Regions from separate parts of the Homo sapiens genome. Here region 2 is linked to region 1. Evidence: read pairs that join two places in POLR2A ChIA-PET (ENCODE). Cell type or tissue: PC-9. All regions are shown on one strand.

Region 1 (5,000 bases):
ACTGCCATGGGAAGCACTGCCCACGTGTTGACCCTTTCTGCAAAGATATGAGGAAATAGGAGTGAGACAGGAGGCAGCAGGGAAGCCCAGAAGTCCCATTTTCCCAGAGAGGATATCTCAGGGGGCTGTGCCATCTTAACAGAACACTGACCTGCTCCAGAAGGCAGGCTCCCCCGGTCAGTATGTAAATGCTTTTGCTCCTGTCAGTGTTTGGCCGTGACACATTCCTGGCGGGAAGGTGAGAAGCTTAACCAGAATCCCACAAGCAAGCACCGAAAAACAAAACACCTGTCCTCTTGGCCCCGGGTGAGGAATTCAGCCCCACAGAGCATCCGGGAGTGCTGAGAGAGATCTGGTTTCACAAATCCACTCCGGGCTTCCTTCCCGGAGTGTCCCCTGCAAACTCCCATTGCTCTCTGCCCGCCTTCTGCCCTCAGTCCCATTCTTACACCTTCCGGAGTCGGCCTCATCAATCATAGATTTCACAAGTCCTTGCAGCCTTACCCTTGGCAAAAGACCAGGAGTGTTTTCCAAGCCCTCCAAATACTCTTCGGGCGCACCTCGCCTCTGCCTGGTATGATAAGCCTTTGATAAGCCCATAGTATCACACTGCAGAAAAATCCATTAACATTTTCTCCCCACATTCCTTCTGCCCCCCACCGGGGGAGCTGTGTAGGTTTCTCCTTTGGAAAATTTATTGTTGGGGCGATTGCTATTATTGCCGGCTGTAAGGGAAGATAAGACACAAAAATCCTTTGTCTTTGTGCAGAAAATGTGGTGACCTGGAAGAAGAACTCAAGAATGTTACTAACAATCTGAAATCTCTGGAGGCTGCATCTGAAAAGGTAGGTGGTTGGCTTGAGCTGGAGGGTGGCTTGCTGGACTTTGTTCTTTTCTTCTCCCGAGGGATGCAGGAGCCTGTCAGGTTATGGGGAATCTGCCCTTTATTTAACAGTAGCGTTGGTGCCTGGCAGCCAGGGTTTTTCCCCTACAGAAAGAGCTGGATTTCTCCTGCACACTCTTGAGTCCTCTTCCATGGGGTCTGAGCACCATCTTTGATCTCCATCTCAGGAGGATAGAGATAGAACATGAGGCTCTTCTTAGCGAGATCTGAGCATAGTTGTATAAATAAATACAGAGCCTGCCTCTCACCTGATTCCCCTGGTTCCTCCAGAAATACCATCTCAAAGGTATAGCAATGATCAGAGGTGGAATTGGGCTTTTTAGTTTGAAACAGCACCCAAAGCAGTTGCTACGTGGCAGCTACGTCGGGAACAAAGGACACACTTCCACGGCCGAACCCCACTGAATTTCCCAGCCTCTTCCTCATTCTTGCTCCTGCTTTTGCAGTTTCACAGACATTCTTTGTTCTCCCATCACCTCCACCCCCCACTTTTTTTTTTTTTTTTTTGAGACAGAGCTTCGCTCTGTTGCCCAGGCTGGAATTCAGTGGCATGATCATAGTTCATTGCAGCCTTGAACTCCCAGGCTCAAGCGATCCTCCCACCTCAGCCACCACCTGCTATTCACTCAACTGGGTGTGGCTTTCCTTTTGCTTGATAAACCCCTATTCAGCCTTTTTTTTTCTTTTCTTTTTTTTTGAGACAGGGTCTCACTCTGTCACCCAGGCTGGAGTGAAGTGGCGTGATCTCAGCTTACTGCAGCCTTCGACTCCCAAGTTCAAGCAATTCTCCCACCTCAGCCTCCCGATTACACGCTAATTTTTATAATTTTTGGTAGAGATGAGGTTTCACCACATTGGCCAGGCTGGTCTCGAACTCCTGATCTCAAGTGATCTGCCCGCCTCGCCCTCCCAAAGTGCTGGGATTACAGGCATGACCCACTGCACCTGGCCTAGAGATGAGATCTTGCTCTGTTGCTTAGGCTGGAAGTGTAGTGGCGTGATCATAGCTCACTGCAGGCCCCAAACTCCTGGGCTTAAATAATCCTATCACCTCAGCTTCCTGAGTAGCTAGGACTTGCAGGCATGTGCCACTACTCCAAAACTGTATTTTTTTTTTTTTTTTTATAGAGCACAGTCTATGTTGCCTAGGCTGGTCTTAAACTCCTGGCCTCAAGTGATCCTCCCACCTTAGCCTCCCAAAGTGCTGGGATTACAGGCGTGGGCCACCGTGCCTGGCTAATTTTTCTAGTTTTTGGTAGAGACAAGGTTTCATCATGTTGGCCAGGCTGGTCTTGAACTCCTGGCCTCAAGTGATCCTCCCACCTTGGCCTCCCAAAGTGCTGGGATTACTTTGGGAGGCCGCCGAGCCTGGCCTCCTGTTCATCCTTTGAGCTTCTGCTTAAACATCACTTCTGAGAGTCCTTCTCTGATTTCTCATCTAGGTTAGGTATTTCTCTGCTGTGTAGCCCTGTCTATACTTTTGCTGGCATTATGATTTCTTACATTTATTATAGTTACTCCATTAATTGCATGCCTTCCTTGCTAGATTGTAAGTTGTAAGGACAGGAACCATGTCATCTTGTTCAGAGTTGTGTCCCTAGTACTAGCATTGTGCCTGGCATATATCTGTAGTGTGTGTGTGTAATTTTTTTTTTTTTTTTTTTTTTAGTAGAGATGGTGTTTCACCATGTTGCCCAGGCTGATCTCAAACTCCTGGCCTCGAGTGATCCACCTGCCTCTGTCTCCCATATGTGCCAGCCCTGGCATATATCTGATACTAGGATGTGTAAGGAATGAATCCAGTTGGTGTGTGTATGCCAGACACTGCCCCGGGCCAGGGGGATAGATGTAACACCACTAATACCTCAGCTGCTTTGTTTTGTTTTGTTTTGAGATGGAGCCTTGCTCTGTCGCCCAGGCTGGAGTGCAGAGGCACGATCTCAGCTCACTGCAACCTCCACCTCCTAGGCTCAAGCAATTCTCCTGCCTCAGCCTCCTGAGTAACTGGGAATACAGGCGCACACACCACGCCCAGCTAATTTTTGTATTTTTAGTAGAGACGGAGTTTCACCATGTTGGCCAGGCTCGTCTCAAACTCCTGACCTCAAGTGATCCACCCACCTCGGCCTCCCAAAGGGCTGGGATTACAGGTGTGAGCCACTGTGCCCAGCCTGGCATCTGCTCTTGAAGAGCTCAGAGTCGAGTCTAGTGGAAGGGATTGACAAAGTCACAGAGTGCTTTGGGAATACAATAGAGGGACCTTGGTAGGTTGTGAACGGTGTCACCAAGGAGGCGACATTTAAAACAGCTGTAGGTCCAGCACGGTGGCTCATGCCTGTAATTCCAGCACTTTAGGAAGCCGAGGCGGGAGGATCGCTTGAGCTCAGAAGTTCGAGACCAGCCTGGGCAACATGGAGAGATCCCGTCTCTACCAAAAATACAAAAACTAGCTGGGCATGGTGGTGCATGCTTGTGATCCTAGCTACTTGGGAGGCTGAGGTGAGAGGATCACTTGAGCCTGGAGGGCGGAGGTTGCATTGAGCCAAGATTGCCCCACTGCACTCCAGAGTCAGGCTTCAGTCATGACTTGATCACTTAATAGCCATGTGACCCTAGGCAAAATAATAACTTCACCTTTCTGTGACCCTTTCCTCCCCTATAAAATGGGATTACAGATACCAGGCTGTGATGCCATTAACTATGTCTGGCCCATGGTAAGCAGCTAATAAGTGTTAGTTATTATTGGGAGGCCGAGGCAGGCGGATCACCTGAGGTCAGGAGTTCGAGAGCAGCCTGGCTGGCCATCGTAGCGAAACCCCATCTCTGCTAAAAATAACAAAAATTAGCTGGGCATGGTGGTGGGCGCCTGTAGGCCCAGCTACTTGGGAGGCTGAGTCAGGGGAATTGCTTCAGCCTGGGAGGCAGAAGTTGCAAGTCACAGTGAGCCGAGATCGTACCACTGCACTCCAGCCTGGGTGACAGAGCAAGATTCTGTCTGAAAAAAAAAAAAAAGAAAAGAAAAGTATAATTTCTGATGGGTCATCATGGGGAGGGGAACATTCCATGCTAAGGGGTGCATTCATGGACAGGGACTGGGACTCAGGAGTCCACAGATTATGATCAGGGAGTGCCTGTCACCCTGGGGAAGGTGGTGGAGAATGGGGTTGGAAATACAGAGGGGGCCTTGAGTAACAGATTCCCAGTTATCTCCCTTTCTTCGCCATACTTTTTATCTCAAGTTCTCAGTTTAGGCCTTCTGATCAATACCATCCTACAGGACTCTCCCCAACATCCTCCACATTTCACACATATTTCTTCTGCTGGGGAAAGGTGCCTGCCTCTACTCTGCCTACTTTTTTTTTTTTTTCTTTTTGAGATGGAGTCTCACTCCATCGCCCCAGGCTGGAGTGCGGTGGCGCCATCTGGCCTCACTACAGCCTCCACCTCCTGGGTTTAAGCAATTCTCATGCCTTAGCCTCCTGAGTAGCTGAGATTACAGGCACCCACCACCACACCTGGCTAATTTTTGTATTTTTAGTAAAGACAGCGTTTCGCCATGTTGGCCAGGCTGGTCTCGAACTCCTGACCTCAAGCGATCCACCCGCCTTGGCCTCCCAGAGTACTGGGATTACAGGCGTGAGCCACCGTGCCTGGCCTGCTTACTTCTTTTTATGCTTCTTCCTCCTTTTTTTTGAGATGGGGTCCTGCCCTGTTGCCCAGGCTAGAGTGTAGTGGTCCAATCAGAGCTCTCTGCAGCCTTGAATTCCAGGGTTCAAGCCATCTTCCCTCCTCAGCGTCCCCATTAGCTGGGACTACAGGTGCTCACCACCATGACTGGCTAATTTTTAAATTCTTTGTAGAGACGGGGTCTCACTATGTGACCCAGGTTGGTCTCAAATTCCTGGGCTCAAGTAATTCTCCCACCATGGTCCCCCAAAACACTGGAATCACAGGTGAGAGCCACCACACCCAGCCCTCCTTTTCTTTCTTTCTGTTTTTTTTTTGTTTTTGTTGTTGTTGTTGTTTGTTTTTTTGAGATGGAGTCTTACTCTGTCACCCAGGCTGGAGTGCAGTGGCGTGATCTCGGCTCACTGCA
Region 2 (5,000 bases), 640 kb after region 1:
GTCAAACTCCTGACCTCAGGTCATCTGCCCCACTCAGCCTCCCAAAGTGCTGGGATTACAGGCGTGAGCCACCATGCCTGGCCACACCACTCCATGTATATGTGCTCTCATAGAAATTACATCCTGGTTCGGGGAATGGACACATAAATTAAGTAATTGCAGGCCGGGTGCAGTGGCTCACACCTGTAATCCCAGCACTTTGGGAGGCCGAGGCGGGCGAATCACGAGGTCAGGAGATTGAGACCATCCTGGCTAACACAGTGAAACCCTGTCTCTACTAAAAATACAAAAAATTAGCTAGGCGTGGTGGCGGGCGCCTGTAGCCCCAGCTGCTCGGGAGGCTGAGGCAAGAGAATGGCGTGAACCCAGGAGGCGGAGCTTGCAGCGAGCCGAGATCATGCCACTGCACTCCAGCCTGGGCAACAGAGCATGACTCCATCTCAAAAAAAAAAAAAAAAAAAAATAAGTAATTGCAGCTTGTGGGCCAGGTGTGGTGGTTCACACCTGCAATCCCAGCACATTGGGAGGCCGAGGTGGGAGAATTGGGAAACCTCTATGATGTGAATGCAGCTCAGGTAGTGACTCATGTGGGAGCCTCCTGGACCCTCTGTTTCCTCCTCGAGAAGCCAGACTGAGAACCCAACTTGATAGAGTTGCTGTGAGTGGCATACGATGTTACAACTAATATTTATGACCAATGTACTGTGTGTCAGGCTTAAAAACTGCCAGAACCTTGCCACAGCTGCATGGCCCTGTGTGACCGGACCCTGCTCACCTCCCCAACCTTATCTCATGTGGTCACTCCCTTGTCTACCTGTCATATCCACACCAGAATCCATAGATCCGGGAACCCACAAGGCCCTGGGGCCCATATCAGGACTATCACTCTCACGGTTCCCTCTTCTCCTTCTTATTCTGATCCTTTGGGTCTCAGTGCAAACACCCCGTCTTCAGGGAGCCCTTCTCTGCCCCTCGATGTAAAGTAGATTTGTCCCTCTGAAGTGGGCAGATTGCTTGAGCTCAGGAGTTCAAGACCAGCCTGAGCAACATGGCGAGGCCCCATCTTTACAAAAAGTAAAAAAAAAAAAAAAATAGGCTGGGTGCAGTGGCTCACACCTGTAATCCCGGTACTTTAGGGGGCCGAGGCACCTGAGGTGAGGAGTTTGAGACCAGCGTGGCCAACATGGTGAAACCCCGTCTCTACTAAAAATACAAAAATTAGCCCAGTGTGGTGGTGTGCGCCTGTAATCCCAGCTACTCAGGAGGCTGAGGCAGGAGAATCCCTTGAATCTGGTAGGCGGAGGTTGCAGTGAGCCGAGATTGTGCCACTGCATTCAAGCCTGGGCACAGAGCGAGACTCTGTCTCAAAAAATAAAAAAAGAGAAAAGAAAAGAAAGAGAGAGAGAAGGAAGGAAGGAAGGAAGGAAGGAAAGAAGGAAAAGAAAGAAAGATTTGTCCCTGTTATTCTCTAGCCCAGCCCACCCGTGTGTTTTCAATAGCACTCTTCACAAACTGCAAGTACTTTTTAAAACTATTTATGGGCCGGGCGCAGTGGCTCACGCCTGTGATCCCAGCACTTTGGGAGGCCGAGGTGGGCAGATCACAAGGTCAGGAGATTGAAACCATCCTGGCCAACATGATGAAACCCCATCTCTACTAAAACACAAAAAATTAGCCAGGTGTGGTGGTGCACGCCTGTAATCCCAGCTACTTGGGAGGCTGAGGCAGGGGAATTGCTTGAACCCAGGAGGCAGAGGTTGCAGTGAGCTGAGATCACGCCACTGCACTCCAGCCTGGTGACAGAGTAAGACTTCGTCTCAAAAAACAAACTAACAAAAAAACAAAAAAAAAACCCAAAATCTATTTATGTATTTATTTATTGTGCCCCTTGGTTAAGCATAAGGGGTACAATGGCAAACAAGATATAATCCACTGGTCACAGTGGCTCACTCCTGTAATCCCAGTGCTTTGAGAGGCCAAAGCAATTGGATTGCTTGAGCCTAGGAGTCTGAGGCCAGCCTAGAAAACATAGTGAGACTCCTTCTCTACAAAAAATTTAAAAAAATATATATGGCTGTGGTGGTGCCCCTCTATAATCCCAGCTACTCAGGAGGCTGAGGTGGGAGGATTGACTGATGCTAGGAGTTTGAGGTTACAGTGAGCTATGATTGCACCACTGCCCTCCAGCCTGGGTGATGGAGTGAGACCTGTCCCTTAAAAAACATTTTTTTAAAAATATATACAGGGCTGGGTATGGTGGCTCATGTCTGTAATCCCAACACTTTGGGAGGCTGAGGTGGGAAGATGGCTTGAGTCCAGGAGTTCAAGACCAGCCTAGGAAACATAAGGAGACTCCACAAAATAAATAAAATAACTGCCTATTGCGATTTTTTTTATTTTTCTTTCTTTCTTTTTTTTTTTTTTTTTGAGATGGTGGCAGCAGATGAGGCTTTAGCCGCAGGCCAGGCGCAGTGGCTCACGCCTGTAATCCCAACACTTTGGGAGGCAGAGGAGAGAGAATCTCTTGAGGCCAGGAACTCGAGACCAGCCTGGGCAACATAGCGAGATCCCATTCTCCACAAAAAAGGGGAAAAAAGACAAAAGTAAATCAATAAAATAAAAGCAGAGCTATGAGGCTGGGAAGAGTTCTGAGTCCTTTCCACTAATACCCTCCATGCCCTTCCTTGCAGATATGGATGCAGAGAGGGAAGCCCTGCAGAGCACTGCCTACCCTGAAGTGCCAGACCTTCTGCCAGAGGCACGGCTTGATGTTTGAGGTAACTGGAAGTCACTCCGGGCTCCATGCTTTTTTTATTTTTTTTTGACACGTAGTTCTTGCTCTGTCGCCAGGCTGGAGTGCAGTGGTGCGATCTCGGCTCACTGCAACCTCTGCCTCCCGGGTTCAAGCGATTCTCCTGCCTCAGCCTCCTGAGTAGCTGGGACTACAGGCGTGCGCCACCACGCCCAGCTAATTTTTGTATTTTTAGTAGAGACGGGGTTTCACCATGTTGGCCAGGATGGTCTTGATCTCTTGACCTTGTGATCTGCCCGCCTCGGCCTCCCAAAATGCTGGGATTACAGGCGTGAGCCACTGAGCCCAGCCCCATGCTTTTTTTTTTTTGAGACAGAGTCTCGCTCTGCCACCCAGGCTGGAGTGCAATGGTGCAATCTCAGCTCACTGCAACCTTGGCCTCCAGGGTTCAAGCGATTCTCTCGCCTCAGCCTCCTGAGTAGCTGGGATTACAGGTGCCCGCCACCACGCCCCTCTATCCATACTCTTTTAATGCTTTACTGTTGAGTTTTAAAATTCACAGTGATTTTTAAACAAAGGTCCCACATGTTCTTTTTGCACCGAGCCCCGTAGATTCTGTAGTTGGTCCTGGAGATCTGGCCCTGGAGATAAAAATCCTTGGGACTATAAAAAGGCAGGTGGGACTGGGCGCGGTGGCTGACACCTGTAATCCCAGCACTTTGGGAGGCAAAGGCGGGCAGATCGCTTGAGGTCAGAAACTCGAGACTAGCCTAGGCAACATGATGAAACTCTGTCTCTACTAAAAATATAAAAATTAGCCGGGCGTGGTGGCTCATGCCTGTAGTCCCAGCTACTCAGGAGGCTGAGGCAGGAGAATCGCCAGAACTTGGGAAGCAGAGATTGCAGTGAGCTGAGATCAAGCCACTGTACTCCAGCCTGGGTGACAGAGTGAGACTCCGTCTCAAAAAAAAAAAAAAAAAAGGCAGATGGAGGGGTTACAGCCATGTGCACCGTGCTTGGTTAGCATGGCAGGTGGTGTAGAAAAGTGAGTAGGAGTGAATGCTTTTGAACACAGATTCATCGCTGTGTCCCTTGCAGTGTGACCTTGGACATGTCATTTAACTGTCTGTTGTTGTTGCTGCTGTTTTTGTCTTGCCTTCAGAGCTTCCTGGCCCTCTTCGTACTGGGCTTCAGGAGGAGTATAAGAGGGCTTTGCGATATGGGGGATGGGCATGGAGGTTGGACATGCCTTTTTCTAGAACGCTGATGGTGTACCTGTTTGGCACAGTCCCAAAACAGTAGGAGCCCCTAATGCTGTCTCCTTGTACCAATCCCTGGCTAGGGAATTTTTTTTTTTTTTTCAGATGAGGTCCAGTGGATGACAGAGCAAGACTTCATCTCAAAAAAAAAAAAAAAGAAAAAGTGAAAAAGTGCAGTGGTGTGATCTCACAGCTCACTGCAACCTTGAGCTTCTGGGCTCAAGGGATCCTCCTGTCTCAGCCTTCTGAGGAGCTGAAACTACAGACATGCAGCGCTATCCCTGGCTAACCGGGGATGTTTCTGCCTGCACATTTCCCTGTGGAAACTGATGAACATCTTTGGAGTCTCAGCTTAACTTGAGGGCTGCCTCCTTGCTGCTTATGAGAATGATTCATTGCACCAAAGTCCCATTTGGTTAAAAGATGAGGCCGGGCACAGTGGCTAACACCTGTATTCCCAGTGCTTTGGGAGGCCAAGGCAGGAGGATTGCTGGAGGCCAGGAGTTTGATACCGGTCTGGGTAATATAACAAGATCCCGTCTCTATAAAATTAAAAAAATGAGCTGGGTGTGGTGACGCCCACCTGTAGTCCCAGCTACTGGGGAGGCTGAGGTGGGAGGATCACTTGAACCCAGGAGTTTGAGGCTGCAGTGAGCTGTGATGGAGCCACTGCACTCTAGCCTGGGTGCCAGATTGGGATGCTGTCTTTAAAAAAAAAAAAATCTGGGCCGGGCGAAGTGGCTCATGCCTGTAATCCCAGCACTTTGGGAGGCCAAGGCGGGTAGATCACCTGAGGCCAGGAGTTCGAGACCAGCCTGGCCAACATGGTGAAACCCCCTCTCTACTAAAAATACAAAAATTACCCAGATGTGGTGACACGCACCTGTAATCCCAGCTACTCGGGAGGCTGGGGCAGGAGAATTGCTTGAACCTGGGAGGTGGTGGTTGCAGTGAGCCGAGATAACGCCACTGCACTCCAGCCTAGGCAA

What was found. Peaks named below come from ENCODE experiments on the same cell type or tissue, not always from the same donor. Only the 100,000 strongest peaks of a DNase experiment are listed, where the experiment ranks them.
Region 2: POLR2A ChIA-PET joins it to region 1 with 6 read pairs; 2 of 35 experiments call an interaction of 5 or more read pairs at or near these places.

The regions. Positions count from the first base shown.
Region 1 is chr19:16,088,276-16,093,275 of GRCh38, forward strand. It overlaps TPM4 (tropomyosin 4), which reads left to right. Exons shown (of 8, transcript NM_003290.3): 5 at 770-845. Among named protein-coding and RNA genes, the nearest start is that of TPM4, 14 kb to the left of the region's middle. In PC-9, CTCF peaks have their summits at 653 and 859; a DNase peak (open chromatin) is centred at 346; H3K4me3 peaks cover 810 bases; H3K27ac peaks cover 5,000 bases.
Region 2 is chr19:16,728,502-16,733,501 of GRCh38, forward strand. NWD1 (NACHT and WD repeat domain containing 1) reads left to right here. Exons shown (of 19, transcript NM_001007525.5): 3 at 2,691-2,777. The coding sequence starts at 2,697. Among named protein-coding and RNA genes, the nearest start is that of NWD1, 11 kb to the left of the region's middle. In PC-9, no CTCF peak of the experiment used is centred here; no DNase peak of the experiment used is centred here.